2 separate regions of the Homo sapiens genome follow, and region 2 is linked to region 1. The links are chromatin loops, found by intact Hi-C in ENCODE. Cell type or tissue: PC-9. All regions are shown on one strand. Links, peaks and the distances in the headings refer to the core of each region. The heading gives the core; the rest is flanking DNA.

Evidence for each region. Hi-C counts contacts between places; a loop is a spot of excess contacts. Peaks named below come from ENCODE experiments on the same cell type or tissue, not always from the same donor. Only the 100,000 strongest peaks of a DNase experiment are listed, where the experiment ranks them.
Region 2: a loop joins it to region 1, with 1.9 times the contacts of the local background. A loop is called at or near these places in 3 of 110 quality-filtered maps.

What each region holds. Positions count from the first base shown.
Region 1 is chr2:224,490,232-224,500,581 of GRCh38, forward strand. CUL3 (cullin 3) reads right to left here. Exons shown (of 16, transcript NM_003590.5): 11 at 10,132-10,256; 12 at 7,522-7,618; 13 at 5,601-5,735. It also overlaps the pseudogene ANKRD49P1. Among named protein-coding and RNA genes, the nearest start is that of CUL3, 90 kb to the right of the region's middle. In PC-9, for the core only: no CTCF peak of the experiment used is centred there; no DNase peak of the experiment used is centred there; H3K27ac peaks cover 1,128 bases.
Region 2 is chr2:224,541,661-224,552,403 of GRCh38, forward strand. All of the region lies in intron 2 of CUL3 (cullin 3), which reads right to left. Among named protein-coding and RNA genes, the nearest start is that of CUL3, 38 kb to the right of the region's middle. In PC-9, for the core only: no CTCF peak of the experiment used is centred there; no DNase peak of the experiment used is centred there; H3K27ac peaks cover 426 bases.

The sequences.
Region 1 (10,350 bases), core at 2,351-10,350:
TGCCTTTTAGATAGCAGTAGCAAAATTAGTGAAAGTACTAAAAGTCTCTGATATGCAGAAATAACGGCATAAGCTGTCCTCTCTCTCTAACCCCCTCTCTCTCTGCCTCGGCTGCCAAACAGGGAAGGGCCCCCTGGCTGGTGGACAGGTGACTCACGTGACCTTATCAATCATTGGAGATGACTCACACTCCTTACCCTGCCCCTTTTGCCTTGTATCCAATAACAGCGCAGCCAGGCATTCGGGGCCCTACCGGTTTCCGCGTCTTGGTGGTAGTGGTCCCCCGGGCCCAGCTGTCTTTTATCTCTTTGTCTTGTGTCTTTATTTCTACAATCTCTCGTCTCCGCACAAGGGGAGAAAAACAACCGACCCTGTGGGGCTGGACCCTACAGGGTGATGGGTGCAGCAGACCACCATGGCACAAGTATACCTATGTAACAAACTTACACGTTCTGCACATACATCCCAGAGCTTTAAAGAAAAAAAAAAAAAAGACATTTATCACATCCCAGACACCTACAAATATATTAGTTTGCTTCTGGACTCCCTTTTGTTCAAATGAGCTGTCTGTCTATGCATTTTAAATAATGTTAACTTGTATACTTTTTAATAACAGAGAATACAACCGGAATTTTCATAACACAAATAATGCTAAGATGGATACCCCATTTACCCTGATGTGATTATTACACACTATATGCTTGTATCAAGATATCTCACGTATCCCATAAATATATACATGTACTATGTACCCATAAAAATTATAAATTAAAAAAACGTGATATGGTATGTTTTGTTATTAGGACAAATTCCTTCCCCTTTCACTGAGCTTTCCTACCTAAGACCCATCCCTTTTCAAAAGTAGTTTTGCCTAATCTTGTGCATTTTCTGGTCCAGATGAATTATGGAATCAGCTTGTCGAGTTTTATTTAAAAATATATATATTTTGGACATTTCATTTCAGATTTCCTTGAATTTATAGGTGACTTTTAAAAACAGCACACTTATAACTTGTAATTCTCCCATTTGGGTACATTTACCCTTTCATATTCTTTAGCTTTTACTGTCTTCTTGGTATAAGTACCCTGTCTACACAGTTCTTGTTAAGATGATTCCTGGGAAGGCTATGATTCTTAATAAAACATCCTTTTCTTCATGTCATTTACTGATTAATGCTGGTTTACTGAAAAGGTATTTTCTTTCCAACAAAACTCTTCTAAAGAAATGTTTTCTCACTGATTATCATGTATTGCCAAATTGACAATCATATTATCTACAGATTTTGATAATTTTTTCAATTTCTTCCTGATACTTATGAATTTCATTCCTTTCTTCTTCTTAGTATATTAGGACCTGCAGAGCAAGGCATAATAGTAGTAGTAAAGATAGGCAACTTCATCTTGTTCCTCAGTCTAATAGAAAGGTGTCTAGTATTTTCCTACTAACTACTACAATGATTTAGTTTGTCATCAGATACAACCTTATGGCATTAAGGGCAATCCATTCTAAGGTGGCGATGAGTCCCCCACTTTTATAAGGAATGAGGACTGGCTTTTATCAAATACTTTTTGTTCATCTATAGAGATCAAATGGTTTTCTCCTTAAAATGGTGCCTGGCAATTAGGCAACTGCTTGTTTTTACAATTATTACAATATCTTAATAACGATCTTTTCAAAAAGTTTTCCTATGCTGACCTTTCTTTGTATTGTAGGGATAAATCCTTTTTGAACACAGTGCATTATTCTTTCAATACACTACTGAATATGACTTGCTAATATTGAGATTTATGCTTTCAGTGTATTAGAATCTAAGGAGCAAGGCAGAATGATGAATAACCTTAAGCTTTCTTTCTCTTTTGTATTTTCCTTGCTCAGTTTTAGCAAAAAAATTATGCTAGCCTCAGATATTTCCTGAGAGCAGTATGTCTATTTTGCCTTCTGAGTTCAAAGTTCGCTAAACAGCCTTCAATTTTAACTTGCTAATTGTGTTATTCAAATTTCCTATATCCCCCTTTTCAACTCAGGTTAGTCAATAAATTTGTAAGGAATTTCCATGATTCTCGAGTTGTCTACTTTCCCTTGTACTTTCATTTTCCTTTCTATATTGTGAAGTTATGTCCCTAATGATTGCTATAAATTATTGATGAATATCAAATACTACTGTTAAGTTTTCTATTTAAATTCTGACATTAATAGTGCTATTGTCTGTAGTTTTTAAATTTCAGACTCATTCTCATAAAATTATAAAAAATAAAGAACATTAACAAAAATATGTATTAATAGTTCTTATCCATACCTCTTTCAAAAACCCACTGCTAATTACTAAAGTCCAAGGTACAGACTACCACTGTATGTATTTCCTATTTTTAGCTGTTCTAAATCACAATAAACTTACCTTTAGTCATTCAAAAAACATGAAAAGAAAAAACCTCAGCAGCAGCCTGACTACTACAGATTAAATATGACACTACAAATTAATGCCACCTGTTGTAGCCAGCTTCTATGACAGCACGTAATAACCCTGGTATATGTTAATCTTGTGTGGTCCTCTCACTATCAGGGCTGACTTGGGCAACCAAGAAAATGAGAAGTGACACTACATGTCTTCCAGGGAAAGATCAAAAAGGCACTGCAGGTTCTGCCTGGGTCTTCTGGATTGCTCGCTCTTGGGAAAACCAGCCACCAAGATTTGAGGACAAAGAGCCACATGAAAAGGCCCATGTGCAGAGAAACTAAGGCCACTTAACAACATCCAGAACAAATTTGCCAGCCATGTGAACCACCCTGGAAGTGTATTCTCCAGCTTCAGTCAAACCGTCAGATGACCAGAACCCCAGACAACATCTAAATGCAACCTCATGAACCCCAAGCCAGAACTACCCAACTGAGTATCTTCTCAATCCCTAACCCACAGAAACGAGAGATAATAAATTGTTAGTGGTTGTTTTAAATCACTAACTTTTGAAATTCGTCATGTGGCATTAAACAATACACCATCTTACTGAACTCACACAGAATATTCAAAAATAAAAGTTCACCTTCCTTTAAATTATTATAATTAAATACTTTTAACTATCTCCACTAATTTGTGGAGGTGATTTCTTTAAAAAGGCTAGCTAATAAAACATTAGCAACAGACTGTAGAGAAACACGTGGTGTTGAGTAAAGACACATTTCTTGTGCCTTCTCACAATGCCCCAGATTTGAGGTGTCAGCAGCCAGAAGGCTTTGGAGCCATAGGCATGGCATTCTATATACACTACAATCAGTTTCTGCTTTGTGACTTAGCTAAAGTTGGAAAACTTACAGATATTCTCTACTTAATTTTAACCTTCCATCTAATAACTGCTTATTAGCATCAATGATTCCAAGTCAGATGGGAAAAGGAAAAGCTTGAACCACTAAATTTTCCAGCAATTCCAGTAACAGCTTTAAAAAATGAATTCGTATTTTTTATTATCCCATTATTTTTTACCAGGTCTTTATAAGCCAGGACTCTGAAAATCAACTCTAGCATTTACCAAGTAGCTAATTTTGTTTAAAATATTTTATCCATTAAGAGCCGCAGATTAAAAAAATGACTACACAAAAACAGCTGTTAGAGATAATTTAATTCCACCTCTGTTTGAAAAGCCTAGGTTTGGGTAAGGTACTCAACGCTTGCTTAATCAGTATTCTTGGGACTCAATCAAATATAACTCATGCTTGAAAATCAAGGTAATAATAAAATAAAAATAAAAGTAAAAAAAATTCAAGGTTACTCCCTAGGTAAGACCCACATGGAAATCCATAAGAAAAACTTCTCAATTTAGCCACTGAGCTACTAAAATACCTAGATTTCAAGCATTCCCTTTAAATATATCACATAAAAATGATGGCTCTCTTAATTATACTAACTTCCATACTCCCATATAAATGGGATACATAAATGGGAGTATGGACATGAATATTAAATAGGCCTAGAACTTGCTCTTAATTTCAAACACACTATTTTTTTTCTTGTGCTCACCTGTATATGAAAATTGGTTTTCAATTAAGTACAAATATGGAATTAATTTTGAGTCTTTCAAAATATTCATTACCTTAAATTTAAACTTAATGTGAATCACATGACCTTCATTTTAACCCCAAAACACCCTTTAAATGTACAGGAAAAGACTAATTGGATTTAATGTAATCAAATCATATTTTAATTGGGAGAAAAGGAAAAGGAAAAAAAAGCATATTATAAAATTAGTTACTCTAATGAAAAAAGATGGGTGCAAAGAGAAAAATGACTGCACTATCAAGACAGCATAAAACTGGCATAAAGACAGACATAGAGATCAATGAAACAGATCAGACAGCATAAAAATAGACCCACCCATATATGATCAATTGATTTTTAAATAATGACGACAAGGTAATTCGGTGGGAAAAAAATAGTGCCTTCAACAAATGATGCTGGAACAAACAACTGACAGCGTGAGGGGAAATGTATCTTAATCCTTACCTTATACTATATAAAAAAATTAACCTAAAATTCATCGTAGACATACATGTAAAAGCTAAAATTACGAACTATTGAAAAAATAAAAGTAAATCGTTACAAATTCAGGGTAGGCAATAATTTCTTAGGACTTAAAGCACAAACTACAAAAAGCAAAGTGATTAACTGGACTTTTTCAGTATTTTAAAACTCTGCTCTTCAAAAGACACCATTAAGAAAATGAAAAGGCAAGCAACAGACTGAAAAAAATACTCAGAGCACATATATCTGACGAAGGACTTGTATCCAGAATTTATAAAGAACTTTTACAATGTAGTAAGAAAACAACTCAAAAAAGATACAAACACTTCACCAAACAAGATATATCAGTGGCATATTAACACATAAAAGATGCTCAACATCATCATCAAAAAAAAAAAAGAAAATTAAATCCAAAATGAGACACTATTACACACCAACTAAAGCGGCTCAAAATCTAAAGACTGCAGATGATGTAGAGCGACTGGACCGTCTTGCACTGCTGGCAAATAAGGAAAATGGTATAGTTGCTTTGGGATACAGTTCGGCAGTTTCTTAAAATGTTAAACATATAGCTCTACTTAGCCTAAATCCGGTATCAACCCAAATGCAGGTGAACTGACAAAGGATTAAAGCATACAGACAACATGTATGATTCCATTTACATGAAAGTCTAAAAAAAAACAAAACTAATTTATAGTGATATAAAGCAGGTCACTGGCTGCCTGGGGCTGGAGGTGGTAGGAGGGAATAGACTGGCAAGGGGTACAACGCAATTTTGGAGGTAATGCTCTGTATTTTCGGGCAATATTCTTGTGATGGTAGTTACAAAGATGCACTCATTTAAAACTCATCAAATTGTCTACTTATATAAGGTATGTTTTATATAAAAGTACTTCTATAAAGTTAATTTAAAAATAAGACATAACTCAATACATGTATGATGTTCATACAGTTCCATGATCCATTTTATACAGTTTTCTCTAAAAGTACCCAAAGAGACTCTCTAAAGGTTATTCAAATAAGAAAGACTCAAGTAACAAGTGAGAGTTAGAAACAACACAGTTAAAATGTATATAACCACAATCCATACCTCAAATGTGTATTTTTCTCTATTATTAAAGAGCATTAATATGGTCATCTGGAAAGTGGAAACTTGCAATATGTGCTTCCGTGTATTAGAGCCAGTTACTTGTGCACCTCCAACACCAACTTCAGATCCATCTTCCTGTTTCATTTTTAAAAAAATATAAACAAAGACACAATCATTTCCTGGTAACATTAATGTATGTATGTACGTACATATGTATGTTACAGGGTCTCACTTTGTCATCCAGGCTACAGTGCAGTGGCGCAAACACAGCTCACTGCAGCCTCAACCTCCTGGGCTCAAGCAATCCTCCTACCTTAGCCTCCCAAGTAACTAGGACCATGTGTGTGCACCATCATGCCCAGCTAACTTTTGTATTTTTTGTAGAAACGGGGTTTTGCCATGTTGCCCATGCTGGTCTCAAACTAATGGGCTCCAGTGATTTGCCCGCATAGGCTCACAAAATGCTGAGATTATGGGCGTGAGCCACCACGCCTGACCAATTTTCTGGTAACTTTAATGGTATGTTTCAGAAATAGGTCCCATAATCTCCATCCTCCCCCAACAAAACTACATAACTTATTTATATAAAGGAAATCTATTTCTTAAAATGTGTGCACACACACACAAACAGTATTTAGGACTGTCCCTTGTCCCCCCATTGTGAACATTTTAATGTTATCTGAACAAGTAACTAATCAATTCCCTGTATTTAATGCTAAAATTATTTTAACAGTACACTATGGGATGATAATAATAATAGACTTACAAAACACCACTACTGTTATACTACCACCAAAAGTAACAGGATTAGGTTTCTTTCTGTGTGATGTGATCACAGTAAGAGATCAAAAAATAGCATAGCATAGCATGGGGGCTGGGGGAGGAGGGGGGAACTGCCATTCTCAAAGCCTATTCCTGCTTTACGATTTAAGGGATACAAAGTGGAACTTTCTAATTCTTCAATAATTAACATATGCATATGTTTTAAAAATCTACTGATCTGCTTAATAAACTTCAAAAGAACATGATTATTTAGGGAAAAAAAACCCTCTTTTAAAACAAAAGCAGGCAGTAATTAAAAGCTGAGTTCTTTAGTTTCCTTGTCCTTCCCACTTACACTTAAATATGTGTCGAATATTATTTAACGAAATTATAAAGCACTATTTCCCATTTCAATTAAATATCAAAATTAGAATATTTTTATGGGCATTTTCAGCAATACTTAATCTGATGTTAACAGTGATTCATCATACCAAACTAGTAAAATTCTCATTAAAATCTAAAGCTTATTTGCCTCCTAGATGACAATTTAGGTATATTTCTACAGTTTTTCTAGAAGACTTAATATTTTCTGAAGGCAAAAAATCCTGATTCATATCAAGTAATGAAAATAAATTATTACTCTAAACCTCACAATCTAGATATAAAAATGCGATTGCTTTTTAAAAATGAAGGCAAATCACTGGTCTAATACTAATTTTTTAAATTACTTTAATAACATTTATATATCTAACAAATCACAAATGTTAATTTTCCCAATCTTGATTTATTAGAAATAAAGATTATAGGTGACAGAATTTTGAAAAGGGGCTCATGGCTTTGTATGCACTGAAATCAACTTACATTTTACTATTTTATGCAATATTTTCTCAAACCTAATTTTATGAATAAAATATGTAATTATCCTAATGTTTAGTCCTTAGGGAAGACTATACTGGTATAGTCTTCATATTTTCAAAGGTGCAGTTAGCAACTGAGAGAACAGAAGTAATAAATCAAAGCTAGGATTTTTAACCTTTCTAACATGTGAGACAGGCAGAGAAACAGAAGTAAGTAATTTACCCAGGTCAACATAAATCACACATCAGCTCTAATAGACTAACTTTAAGTTACTTAATACGTTCAAACTATCAATATTTACCTTTTTAACTGGTCCATAAAATGTGGCATTGAGATCTGCAGAACCCATATGATGCTGGAGTGTGAGCTGTCGACCACTGTGTTTGGCTAAGTAGAACCTTCAGTAAATCAAACCAGGTTTTAGAAAATCAAACAAACTTACACATTTGAAATTACAAACTACAGGATAACATCCCTTAAACATTTGTGTGTGTGTGTGTGTGTGTATGGACTTTAAAACTTAAAGGAAACTTTAGGAATCAAGTTCAGTTTCAACTTTCTATAGGCAAGACCTTGAGAGAGTCCTAAGTAACTCAGCTAGATATTAAATGACAAAGGCCCCACACTAAATAATTTCTACTGTACACTCTGCCCCAACCTACTGCTGCTCAGCCCTTGCTGTTCTTAAGACCACCTTTCTCCATAGTAACCCAATAATCAATTTGTTCTAAGTCAGTAGCAGACATCAACAGTACAAAATATACTCCTATACCACAGTACGAAAAATACTCAATGCACATTTATAAAATATTCCTCTGGGAAAAGTTTATGTAATTTTTTCTTACATATTAAAATTATAAAGGATAAACTCTCCCTTTGTTTTTGTTGTTCAAAACTGGTAGTTTTTCTTGAATTTTTATATTTATGTTTTTTGTCACTATCCACACCATATTTTTTCCAAAGCCTGAGCCACTCTGTGGTTCTTGCCCCAATATAACAATCATCCCTTCACTCTTAGAATTCCTTTTCCCTTGTCATTTTGCCTTTCTACAGTTTATAAAAAATGAGGACTTTGGGGAGGGAAAAAACCCAACATTTCTGTGAACTCGAGACTATAGGCAGTGCCTAAACCAGTAGGATCAGGCAAATAAAACTAGTTGGACAGCAGACATATCATGAACTCTTGCAACAGCGTGTTATCTGTGTGCATGTCTAAAGTGTTATACTGATTCACTATTACAATAAGGATCATGCAGTTGACCAGGGTGAAGCAGGACTGTCTACAGGATTATGTGAATTGTGGTGGTGGAGACAGTATACAAGATTAATGGATTAAAACCTAGCTGCTTTCCTGGAAAATGGCCTATGTTCTAAAAGACAAAATCTAGTTTTTATTTTTTTAATTTATGAAGCTACAAGTCAATAATATGCTAGTGCTTCTGGTTCAAAATGAAAGCAACTGGCTATGGTAATGTAGAGAAGACAGCAGGAATAGCACCAGAATGTTCGAGGCTTTTTAAGTTAAATTCTTAGTTACTTCACCTTACAAAGATACATGTCAATATGCTGAATACTCAACAAAGATCCAGGATATGGGCTATTTAAAAATACGTATCTCCTGGATCAGCACCAAAAATATCTTTAGTTTCTGTACAACCCACGTCAAGTTTTTAAGTGTAGGCAAGTCGAAATTATTTCTGATACAAATCACAAACTCCACAGAAATCATTCAAGATATATTCAAACAACTTTCAAATACATTTTGACATCAAGGTCAGGCAATTCACCTGGAAGAACATCTTAATAAGTACCAATGAATTTTTTGTAGTAAGATGTTTGATGTCAACCTTTTACTATGGGAATATTTTACATCTCACACAAAGAAGGCACTGGTACTTGGACACTTAAGACAATTACTAGAATCATTAAGACTAAGGTGAAGAATTTGTACAGTGCCTTCCACAATTTCAAAGAGGTCGTGACAGATACTTGTCCTCCTGGCAATATCAAATACAGTTTCTTCCCAGTTGTTTTTTCAGATCTGGTTTGAGGTTAACAGTTCACCAGTAGATGTTCTAGAGTAGCTCTGCTGTCTCTGATCCCAGCAGCAAGATGCAAGTGGGTCAAGAGACCTTTTGTTTGGTCACTGATAACTAATCTACACCATGCTGAAGAAATAAAGAAGCCACTCTGGTATTATTCCACTTATAAGCACCCTGCAGGGGTGTCCAGCTATCTACGGTCACTGCAAAAACTTCTGCCCCTTGTGCAATCAGCTCACAGACAATGTCTAAGTGTCCACCTTAGGCTGCTCGATGAAGGGGGTGATACACTCATCTTCATCCCTAGTGTTCACACGAGTGGTCTTTTCACAAAGCAGTCTCCACACTGGATAAGCCAATTATTTTCAGCAGCCCAAAAAAAATATTTGCTTGGATCTTTCTCTGTTTTTTTCTTGCATATCACTCTTGTTTTTTTTTCATCTTGCTCCTCTTCCTCATCAAAACTGCCATCTCAGAGACTCTGAGTACTAGTGGGAATAAGGTATCCACGTATTTCCAACAATTGGAGTTAGCTGAAGTGTTCAGAAAAGTCCAAGGAATTCTCTGGGTCTAGTTTTCCATCATCATTTACTTTCTCTTTTTCCATTTTTACTGCTGCTCTAAATAAAAGGCATTTCAAATGCCAGCATATAAACAATCTTTCTAGAGATAAATTATGCCTGCTTTACTTTACTCATCAAGATCCTATAGAGGGGGAAATTGCTGTATGCCAGGATAAATGCTCCTTTTGATCACGAGGTAATAAATGGAATACATTCATCCTCAATTACGGATACTAATGTTCAAATTCATTTTTAATTTTGAACACTTACTTGTACACAGTGATACAAAGTCTGATTTTGATTTACCTTCTGAATATCTCAAAAGCATGTCTTGGTGCTGGTGGGATGTTGCACTTTGGTGTGGCTGACTGAGTGGGCCAATATCCTGTCGTGAGCACCCGGACTGTAAGATCAACACCACCTAAAGATACCTATGTAAAACAGAAAGAGATATTCCCCTCAAAATTAACTAGGATTTGCTTTCTGTTCTGTTTAGACATTGTGTTAGATTTACCAAAGCAGTTA
Region 2 (10,743 bases), core at 1,126-9,125, 50 kb after region 1:
AGTATACAGGTAAATGAATAAGCAAACTGTGGTACATTCATACAATAGAGTATCAGCCATAAAAGGGAACAAATTATTGATAGAATAGTTTGGATCAATCTCAAAATAATTATGCTGAATGAAAGAAACCAGACTCAAAAGATTACAAACTATAATTCCAATTATATGACATTCTTGAAAAAAAAAATCCAAAACTATAGTGTTAAGATAGCAGATCAGTGGTTGTCAGGAACTAGGGGTTAAGAGAACTATAAAGGGATAACAGAGGGAGTTTACTGGGGTCAAGCAACTGTTCTATATCAAGTGTGACAGTGGTTACATGAATCTTTATGTGTGCTGAAATTCAGAGATATATGAAAATAAAGGCCAATTTTATTATACACTAATTTTTAAAAATTTGAATTATTATTTGAAAATTGGGCCCTGTTTCCTTATTATTTTATCATAAACATAAGCTATGATGCCACAAGCTTTATTCATAAAAGCAATTTTAATTCCAAACAATGAAAGAATTGTTAAACAATTTGAGTATATCAACCTTATGAACCACTCTGCAACAATTCAAACTTGACCACTATTCTTTGTTTCTGTGGATATAGCTTTTCTCGCATTTTTAAAAATTAAATCCTTAGCAAAGATTAAAGTGGAATTACTGTCAAAAGGAAACCTTTTTCTTTTTTTAAGAAACAGGGTGTCACTCTTTCACCCAGGCTGGAGTACAGTGACACAATTATAGCTCACTGCAGCCTCAAGCTCCTGGGCACAAGTGATGCTCCCACCTGAGCCTCCCAAGTAGCTAGGACTTCAGCAGCACGCGCCAGCACTTCTGGCTTTTTGTGTGTGTGTGTGTGTGTATGTGTGTGTGTGTGCCAGCACTTCTGGCTGTGTGCGTGTGCGTGTGTGTGTGTGTGCGCGCGCGCATGCGTGTGTAGGTAAGGGGTCTTACTGTTTTGCCCAAGCTGGTCTCGAAGTCCTGGCCTCAAAGTGATCCTTCCACGTTGGCCTCCCAAAGTGTTGGGATTATACGCATGAGTCACCGTGTCTGGCCTATTTTTCAACTGTATAATAAAACCTGCTTAATGATAAATTAATGTCCAAGCTGCAATATACACATCCTCAAGTCAGTCAAATTACTGGTAAAGAGAAACAAAAGGAGCTGGAAAGGAGGATGACAGGAGACAACAGCAGGAATGACCAGGAGCTACAGGCTTCCAAACTTTGCCCTTGAGTTTTCATTCCCAAATATCTCCATGGATTGACAAGGAAGCAATACTGGGCCAGCAGCTCTTGGGCTAGCTGGAGAGCTGAAGGACATAATGTGCACAGTTCTCCCATACCCCACAACACACATAATTGTTTTTAATCATTAATTAAAATTTTTTCACACTCTACATTTCAATGCCTGGGGCAAAATCCCAGCCAGCCAATCCTAATTAAATGTCTAGGTAAAACAAAGAAATCATCAGCTAAAACAAATTAAAAACTTTAATTCTAAAGTTCATTGAAACTAAAACAGAGTCACATAATCAATGATGATATGGAATACTGAAAATTGAGGACTTCCTTGGTAAACAAGTCTCCAAATTCAGGACAACATTAGGTCCAAATATAGACAAATCCCCAAAGTACAGAAATTTATACTTGGCATTACTGTCCATCAAAAAAATACTAATCATGTATTAAAAACATAAAATGAGACATAATAACATGGAGCACATCCTAATTATACCAGGACATTAAAAAGTATCACAGAGGTACAATAACTCAAAGGTATGTCATTCTATAAATCTATAGTATTTTAACATTCACCCAGAAGCTAAGATAATAAAAATCTGCTAAGGTTGAATATCACTTATCCAAAACACTTGGAGGCCACTCGTGTTTCAGATTTTTGATTTTTTCAGATTTTCGGTTTTTTCAGATTTTGGAATATAATACTTACCAGGTAAGCATCCTTAATCCGAAAATCCAAAATCTGAGATGCTCCAATGAGCATTTCCTTAAAGCATCATCTCAGCACTCAAAAAGTTTCGGATTTTGGCCTGGTGTGGCGGCTCAATGCCTATAATCCCAGCACTCTGTGAGGTTGACGTGGGCACAATGGCTTGAGCTCAGGAATTCAAGACCAGCCTGGACAACATGGCAAAACCTCATCTCCACCAAAAATATAAACAATTAGCTGGGGGTGGTGGTGTGTGCCTGTAGTCCCAGCTATTCAGGAGGCTGAGGTGGGAGGATCACTTAAGCCCAGGAGGTGGAAGCTGCAGTGAGCCGAGATCATGCCACTACACTCCAGCTAGGGTGACAGAGTGAGACCCCTCCCATTTCAAAAAAAAAAAGAAAAAAGTTTCAGATTTTGGATTTTTGGATTAGGGATACTCAACCTCTTTGCAGACAACTGCCCAGGGAAGTCACTAACTAAGGGCTCTGAGCAAGTCACCTAACCTATCTAGTCTGTAGCACCTCTTTACCTGTGATGTGACTATGGTTGATTAGATCAATGACATCATGTTCCACTGCAATGCCTTACTTAGCACCACTGCAGAAAAGACTTCATTTCCCCTTATTAAATATGATTTATAATAGTTTTGTATGATTTTTTAAATTGGGGCTTCTATTTTAAAATAATTGACAGCCACTGGATGCCTGCTATCTTTCTGGCTCTAAATTCCAAAACATGTTGCCTGTTTCATCTGTTAAAGACAGCATAATACAAAAGCATGCAACATTTACTATGACCTACAAAAATAGCACTTAATGCCATAACTTCTTCAATCACTTTATTAACGATGGATAAGTTGCTTTTAGTTTTTTACCATTATAAGTAATGTTACAAAAACATTCTTACATATACAAAAAAAGTTAAAAAATAAAAATAAAAATAGCATTTAAATTTCCACTTAAAACATACTTTTTTCAGTCCTGCATTAATCACATGTGGTCTAGGGGTTTGTCACTTTATAAATTTTGCCAGTTACATGAATTTTAGTCTTCCAAGGAATGCCATTAAATAATTCTTAAAGATTTCAAAATTTTTCCACCTTATCATACCACAGTGGTATGACACAAACCTATCAATAAAAGTGGCTTACTAGATAAAGTGAATCCCAATGGGAGACAAGCCATAAGGTATAGAGGACAGCTGACAGAACTGTTTGAGAAAAAAGCTTCATGGCTCTTTCCCTCACCCTGAGAATTCCTGATCTAAAAGGTTAAAAAGAAACACTGCAATGTTCTGCTATTTTTACAGAAGTCATATACAAAAATAGGGGCAGGTCAGGAATAAGGACACTTGCTTTCCTTTCCTCTAAAGGATAGAATTTCTGAATGACTGGAAGGAACTCTTACCTCATATTTTGAGGAATTCTTAATGCAGTCAAACTCCAATTATTTGTACAACTAATATAAATTTGGTTAACAGATGTTGCTGTTATAATACATATAGCAATCTTAAGATTTCTGTATCTCAAACAAGCTTCTACTAAGGCCAAGATAATTAATTTTAAGTTTTGTAGGTATTTTAAACTTTCCAAGAATTAACTAATGATGAGATTCCTGAATAATATAAAATTCACTATCCTTTTCATACAGTAGACTGTGTTATTCTCATTATTTTTAATTAACTTTAATAATTAAGATGGCAATAGTGATCAGAAAAATTATACCAGTATCCTTAAAAAAACAGTAAGATAGCCACTGTAGGGAAAAAATTTTCTCCATTGCTGCCAGAAGATTCCTCATTAAGTAATTTTCTAACGTACATAGTAATGTAACTTAACAGCATTTCACAAAAAGCACACTATTCTCAATTTCAAAATCAAATTCATTCTCAGTGGAAATATTCCCCATTCTTACTCTTTGCTTTAAGTGTCCAAAATGAAGCTCTTAAAGAAATCAGGTCCTATTATCAGATATCAACCACTCATTCAAAAGTATACAAAGTATTTCCCCAGACTGACAATTCATGTATTTATGTTTGCTTCCAGCAGGCAAAACAGGGTGCTTGGCACTATGGGGGATACAAGACACTTTCAGCCACTTTATAATCTCTGAGGGAGAGGGGAGAAGGGGGAGCCTAATATTAGCATTCAAATGACCTCAATACAAAGTAGAATACAATAAATAGCACTACGGAAAAGTTACAAAGTTCAAAGAAGGAACACAGAACAGGTGTTAGGACAATACACTTTCACAATTTCATACATAAAGATAATTTGCTACGTGTTGAAGCAAATACTATTTTAAAAATCACATAAAATTTGACATTTTTAAAAAAGGCATTCTTAGTTCAAATATGCTTTTAAACTGGTCTTAAAATAGTATGACTTAGAAAAATCAGGATTTCTCAATCAGTACAAAATACTACTATGAAAAATGATAGCTTTTTACTTACTGGTTGGAAAGGAATGCAGAAAGAAAAATGACAGTACACCACAGAAAAACACCACTATGACTTATCGTTTGTAAAGTATACTATTCCCAATGGTTAAGATATACATTAAAAGCTATTATTATAGCATTAGTATCATGGTTAAACTTAGTAACAGGCACACTGACAGAATTAATCAGGAAAACATACACAAAGCATGACAACAAAGCTACCAGTATTTTTGTTCTCGAGTACGATGGAAAAAACCACCATGGTTTCTCAAGATAACATGATCTGGTTCTAAGCCGACAGACAGACTTCAATCTCAAAAAAACAGAAGCATATAGCCCGATAATCACCTGTGTTTTTAAATGGTTGTCAGATTTAGTAATTAACTCGAGTAGGGAGAGGTATTACCCCACACAGAGAAAAAAAAAATGGATCTCAGCTATTTGTGGCTATGAACCAAGGTGGTTTCCATTTTGACTGCTGGTAGTATTCTCAAAGATTCATTTCAACAGACAACTGAGTGCCAACCACATGCAAAGAGGAGACACAAAGATAAATGAACAGGTCCTCCTTCATTTATTCACTTAGTAACAGAAGAATATCACTAAAAAATACAACAGAAATAGGATGGGGGGGGGTACTTGCCCTCAAAGTACAGTCTACCTAACAACTTAAGCAGAATAGCTGATACTTAACATGGGCAAACTTGTTAAAACAACACTTTTAAGCCTCCTCTCCCCTAACATCATTTCTCTTCCATCCCTTTCAATGTAGAAACCATTCAATTTCCAATGTCCTTCATATCCCACGGTTGCTGTTTTCCTGACTCTCTAATAATCCCTTTTCCACACACTATCCCCGACAAGTCTCTGTCTCTTTTGGGATTATGCTATTTATATTTAGGTCACTATCCCCATATCATACCCATTAACAGTTTTCACACCTAGCTCACAGTCTCTTCTCACTCCTGTCACCACCATCCCAAAAAGCATAATGGGTTGAGTACTTCCAGCAACTTTTAAGTTAAACATCAAGACAAGATAGCATGAAAACTAAAGATGAGCAAGCAGCAACAAGGAACTGAAAATGGCACTCATCCTAAATGCCTGACTACATCTTCTCCACTGCAGTCAGCCTTTCTAAGGATTAAAAAGCAATGGCTCCCACCACCAACAGAAAAACACTCAAATCCCCTACAATGGTTTTCAAAATCTAGCCCAACCCACTTTACTATCCTCATTTCCTACAAAAACATTCGAAGATGCTTTTGTTCATCCTTATGAACAACATGTTCACCTTCCATCTATACTGATCTATCTCACTACGCTCATACCTACCTGCCATTTTTCTCATTCAACTTTCTCTCCTTGTTATCTACCGGGACAGTATTTTGGCTTTGCTCACATGATGAATCTTGAGTAATGCTTTAAGTATAATCAAAAGTGACCTCCTCTTTCTACCTTGCCCTGAATTCCTCAGGCAAAGTAACTCCCCCTCAAATCTGATTACCTCGCTAAAATTATGGGATTCTTGCTGGCAAGAATCATGTCTTATTTATTTTTGGGTGGCTGAAACATAGGAGAAACTCAATCTCTGTGGGCCTCTGAAATGAATCTGAATTTGCTAAGGAAAATCTTATTCCCAAGTGTTTCTATCAATATTCTTAACTCACTGCAGTCATTATATATTGTATATATATATGCCATTAAAAACATTAATTTTAATGTTTTCCATTAGATTAATTAATATTTGCCTAGAAAGGGAAAAGCACTCCAAAAGCTTTATTATAAAAGGAAGTCTGTTTAATTGACATAAAGAAGAGTCCACAGTTTACCTTAAAGTTACCAACTTCATGTTCACATAAATATCTTAACTTACTTACAAACAAATATAAAATTTAAAACTGGTTCTTCTTCCCCATCTAGAAATAGGGAGAAAAATATATTGAAAAAGTAGTTCACACAGAGACAGCATTTTCAGCAAATAAGACCCTAGGTACAAAAGATAAATGGTGAGGAATTATTTGTTCTACAAAAAGACATTGCAGTTTACAAAGAAATTCAAAAAAGAAAGTCACTTGAAACTTGAAACCATGTCCCCTTCAAGGCTGCAATTTCCCCACTGGTAAAACAAAAGTGCTTAGAACAGATTATGACTACAAAGCGTAGATCCAAGTATGTAAGTCTAAAACGTAACTTCCACAAAGGCAGGAATCTTTCCTTGATATAGTACAAATGCTCACACCAGAGCCTTGCTCAACAGGCGGTTTTCTGAATAAAGGAAAGGTGAGCAGGATGAAGCTCCTCTTATTCTGGCTTCCTCCCATTCAATCGGAGTAAGATATTATTTGAAGAATAGGACATACGGATAGAAAAACTTTGAAAACCACTAGAATAAATGTTCTTTCCAATAATAACTAAAAAGATAAGTTAATTTTAAATGTTAACTTTTTTTTGTTCAGCTATTTTTCTAAGAAACCAACTTTCAAAGTTCAATAATTTTTATAGGTTCATTTATGAGGTTACCATGTTATTTGATTATTACTATGGAGTATTAAAGATGAAGAAATTAAGCATAAGGTAAATCTAAGAAAACTGCTAAGCATTACAAAATTGAGATAATAAAGCTCTTCCCATATTAAAACTAAAGTTTCTCCCCTGACTTCAAGAAAATTAAAAATTGAGGCCAGGCACAATGGCTCACGCCTGTAGTCCCAGCACTTTGGGAGGCGGATGGATCACTTGAGCCCTGGAGTTCGAGACCAGCCTGGGCAACATGGTGGAAACCTTGTTTCTACAAAAAAATATACAAAAATTTAGCCAGGCATGGTGGCACGTGCCGGTAGCCCAGCTATGTAGGAGGCTGAAGTGAGAGAATCACCACAGCCTGGGAGGCGGAGAATGCAGTGAACCGAGATTGTGCCAACGTACTCCAGCCTGGGAAACACAATAAGGCCTGGTCTCCAAAAAACAACAACAACAACAACAACAAAAAAGCTGGACGCTGTGGCTCACGCCTGTAATCCCAACACTTTGGGAGGCCAAGGCGGGTGGATCATTGATGCTACTAGGAGTTCAAAACCAGCATGGACAACATGGCAAAACACCATATTTACTAAAAATACAAAGATTGGCCGAGCATGGTGGCACACGCCTGTAATCCCAGCTACTCGGAAGGCTGAGGCACGAGATTTGCTTGAAACTACAAGGTGGAGATTGCAGTGAGCCAAGATGGCGCCAACTGCACTCCAGCCTGGGCGACAGCAAGACCTTGTCTCGGAAAATAAATTAAAAAAAAAAAAAAAAATTGAAACATTTTTATTCAAAACACATGGCACAGGAATAAACAGTCTTAGAGACTATTATCTTCCTAAGTCTTAATAACCTAAACTTATCAAGACACATAATCATAATTTTTAAAGTTCTTTGGGCTAAAACGACCAACTCCAAACTCATTTTATAGATTAATACTTTAAATCCCAGAAAGGTTTAGTAATTTGTTCAAGATTATTAGTGAGAGAATTAAGTACCAATGCTCAGTTCTATTTTCTACCTATTACTTTTCCCACTGCAGCTGCATCTAGGTTATTTCTTACTATTAAAGTGCTCAACAGGAGTTAGAAGAAGAAAAGGCAAGTCCTTTGTTACTCTACAACAAGCTTAAAAACTGTCAAGTTTGAATCCCAAATAGGAACCTTATGAAAGGAGAATGAAAGAAGATGGCTCCACCCTTAACATGCCCAAAAGTAGCAAAACTAATTATTACTATTTCTAAATTTAAAACCGTGCTTTAGTATCTGACTTACATATACACATATATGCGTGCACACACACACACACGCACACACACACACGCAAAATGGCTGTGAAAAACTGTAACTCTGCTAAATACCTGTCAAATATTATTATCTTATAATGTAAGATTAGAGCTAAGTCTTAAGTACCACTAACTGGCAACTTTTCAGTCTCCACTGCAATCCTCAATGTATCTGAACACGAAGTGTTTAAATTCCTCAGGGTGCAATCCTGGGCCCTCTTTTCTCTTGTCTCTGTGACTTCATTTACTTCCAGGGCTTTAAATACAGGTTGGGTACTCCTCACCCTAAATGCATGGGGACCCGAAGTGTTTCAATTTTCAGATTTGAGTATTTGCATATACATAATGAGAGATCTTGGGGATGGAATCCAAGTGTAAACATGAAATTTATTTGTTTCATATACACCTTATACACATAGCCTGAGGGTAATGTTATATTTTAGTAATTTTGTCTGTGAAATAAAGTTTTGGCTGTGCTGTGACTGTGACTCCATCACATGAGATAAGCTGTGGAATTTTCCACTGTGGCATCATGTTGGCGCTCAAAAAGTTGTGGATTTTGAAGCATTCTGAATTTTTGGATTAGGGATGTTCAACCTGTACCATCTATATGTTCACAATTCCCAAATACACATCTCCAGTTCAAACTTCTCGGATAATTTGATTTGCATATCAAATTTTACAGGTATCTTAAAACTAACCTGTTCAAAATGGAGCTCCTTTGTCTGCCCCACCGTATCAGAAAATTAAATCACCTAGCCTAGCCAAGAGCCAAAAACTTAAAACTGATCTTAGATTTGTCCGTTTCTTATTCCCTACAAACAATCTGCTAGCAGGTAACGTTCTTTCTACATCCAAAATATATCTTGTATTTTAAAACTTTTCTCAATCTTAACTGTCACTACACTAGTGTAAATCATCACTGTTATTCACCTGAATTTCTGGATTACTCCTTCCTGGTCCCCTTATTTCAACTCTTATGCTCTCTAACTTATTTATCTTGCTTAAAATCCTTAAATGGCTTCCTAACGTACATATAATTAATTACAAAGCCTTCTGCCATGGCTTCAAGGTCTGGCATGATATGATCTGGCTTCTGCTTCTCTCTGCAACCCCATCTTGTCCCATTCCTCTCCATTACCAAGTCTTAGCTCCCTACTTATGATGGGATTTTATTCAATGTCTTTAGGAAGTGGCAAAGAATAGCCTCCAGCTTTTTTTTTTTTTTTAATCGCTCTGTTGCCCAGGCTGCAGTGCAGTAGTTCAGTAACAGCTCACTGCAGCCTCAAACTCCTGGGCCTCAGCCTCCTGAGCGACTGTGACTACAGGTGTGTGCCACCAAGCCCGGCAATTTTTTTTTTTTTTTTTTGAGACGGAGTCTCACTCTGTCGCCCAGGCTGGAGTGCAGTGGTGTGATCACGGCTCACTGCAAGCTCTGCCTCCTGGGTTCACACCATTCTCCTGCCTCAGCCTCCTGTGTAGCTGGGACTACAGGTGCCCGCCACCACGTCCGGCTCATTTTTTGTATTTTTAGGAGACATGTGGTTTCACCGTGTTAGCCAGGATGGTCTCGATCTCCTGACCTCGTGATCTGCCCACCTGGGCCTCCCAAAGTGCTGGGATTACAGGTGTGAGCCACCACGCCTGGTCAATTTTTTTTTTTTTTTTTGTAGAGACAAGGTCTCACTATGTTGCTCAGGCTGGTCTCAAAACTGCTGGCCTCAGGTGTTCCTGCCACCTCAGTCTCCCAAAGTGCTAGGATTATAGGCGTGAGCCACTGCACTCAGCCTGCTGCCTTTTTAAAGTAAAGTTTTACTGGAATACTGCCATGTTCATTCATTTACATTTGGTCTGTTGCTGCTTTTGTGCTACAAAAACAGACTCTGAGGAGCTGTGCCTGAGAATGTATGGCTCAGAAAAACAAAAATACTGACTATCTGGTCCTTTACAGAAAAAAATATTGTACAGCCATTCACTTTGCCTAGAATACTCTTCAACCCACTTTTCTTGTGAGCGCTTATTCTTCTAATCCCAGTTTAAACACTATCACTTCCTCAAACAGCCCTTTCTTGACCTATGTGGTTGTCTTTATCATTTTTTCCTCTATCACTGTGTCCTTTCTTGATTATATTTTATAACTAAATACTTGTTTACCTGTTTACTATCTGTTTCATAAGTGCAGGAATCAGATGTATTCTATTTACCAATATATTCCTTACACCTAGCACAGAGCCTGGCAAACAGTTTTGAATGCTGAATTCTGTGATGGGAAAAGTCTTACAGGATACCTTTGACACTTTGACAAAATAATATATATTCTAAACGTCTTTAAATCTGAAAAGCAGAACTTTTTTCCTCCATTACTATGCTTTTTTACTTTATTTAGAAAAAAAGTTAAAAAACAAATTCCTGTGTAAGTTGAAATGTTTTCATTTTCTAAACCAAGATTTTTCTTATGGTGAGGTACAAAGGCCACATTACACCCTAAATTTTGCCTTGTGGTCTTGAGAAATGAACTAAATTCCTATGGGTGTCAGTTTCCTCAAAGG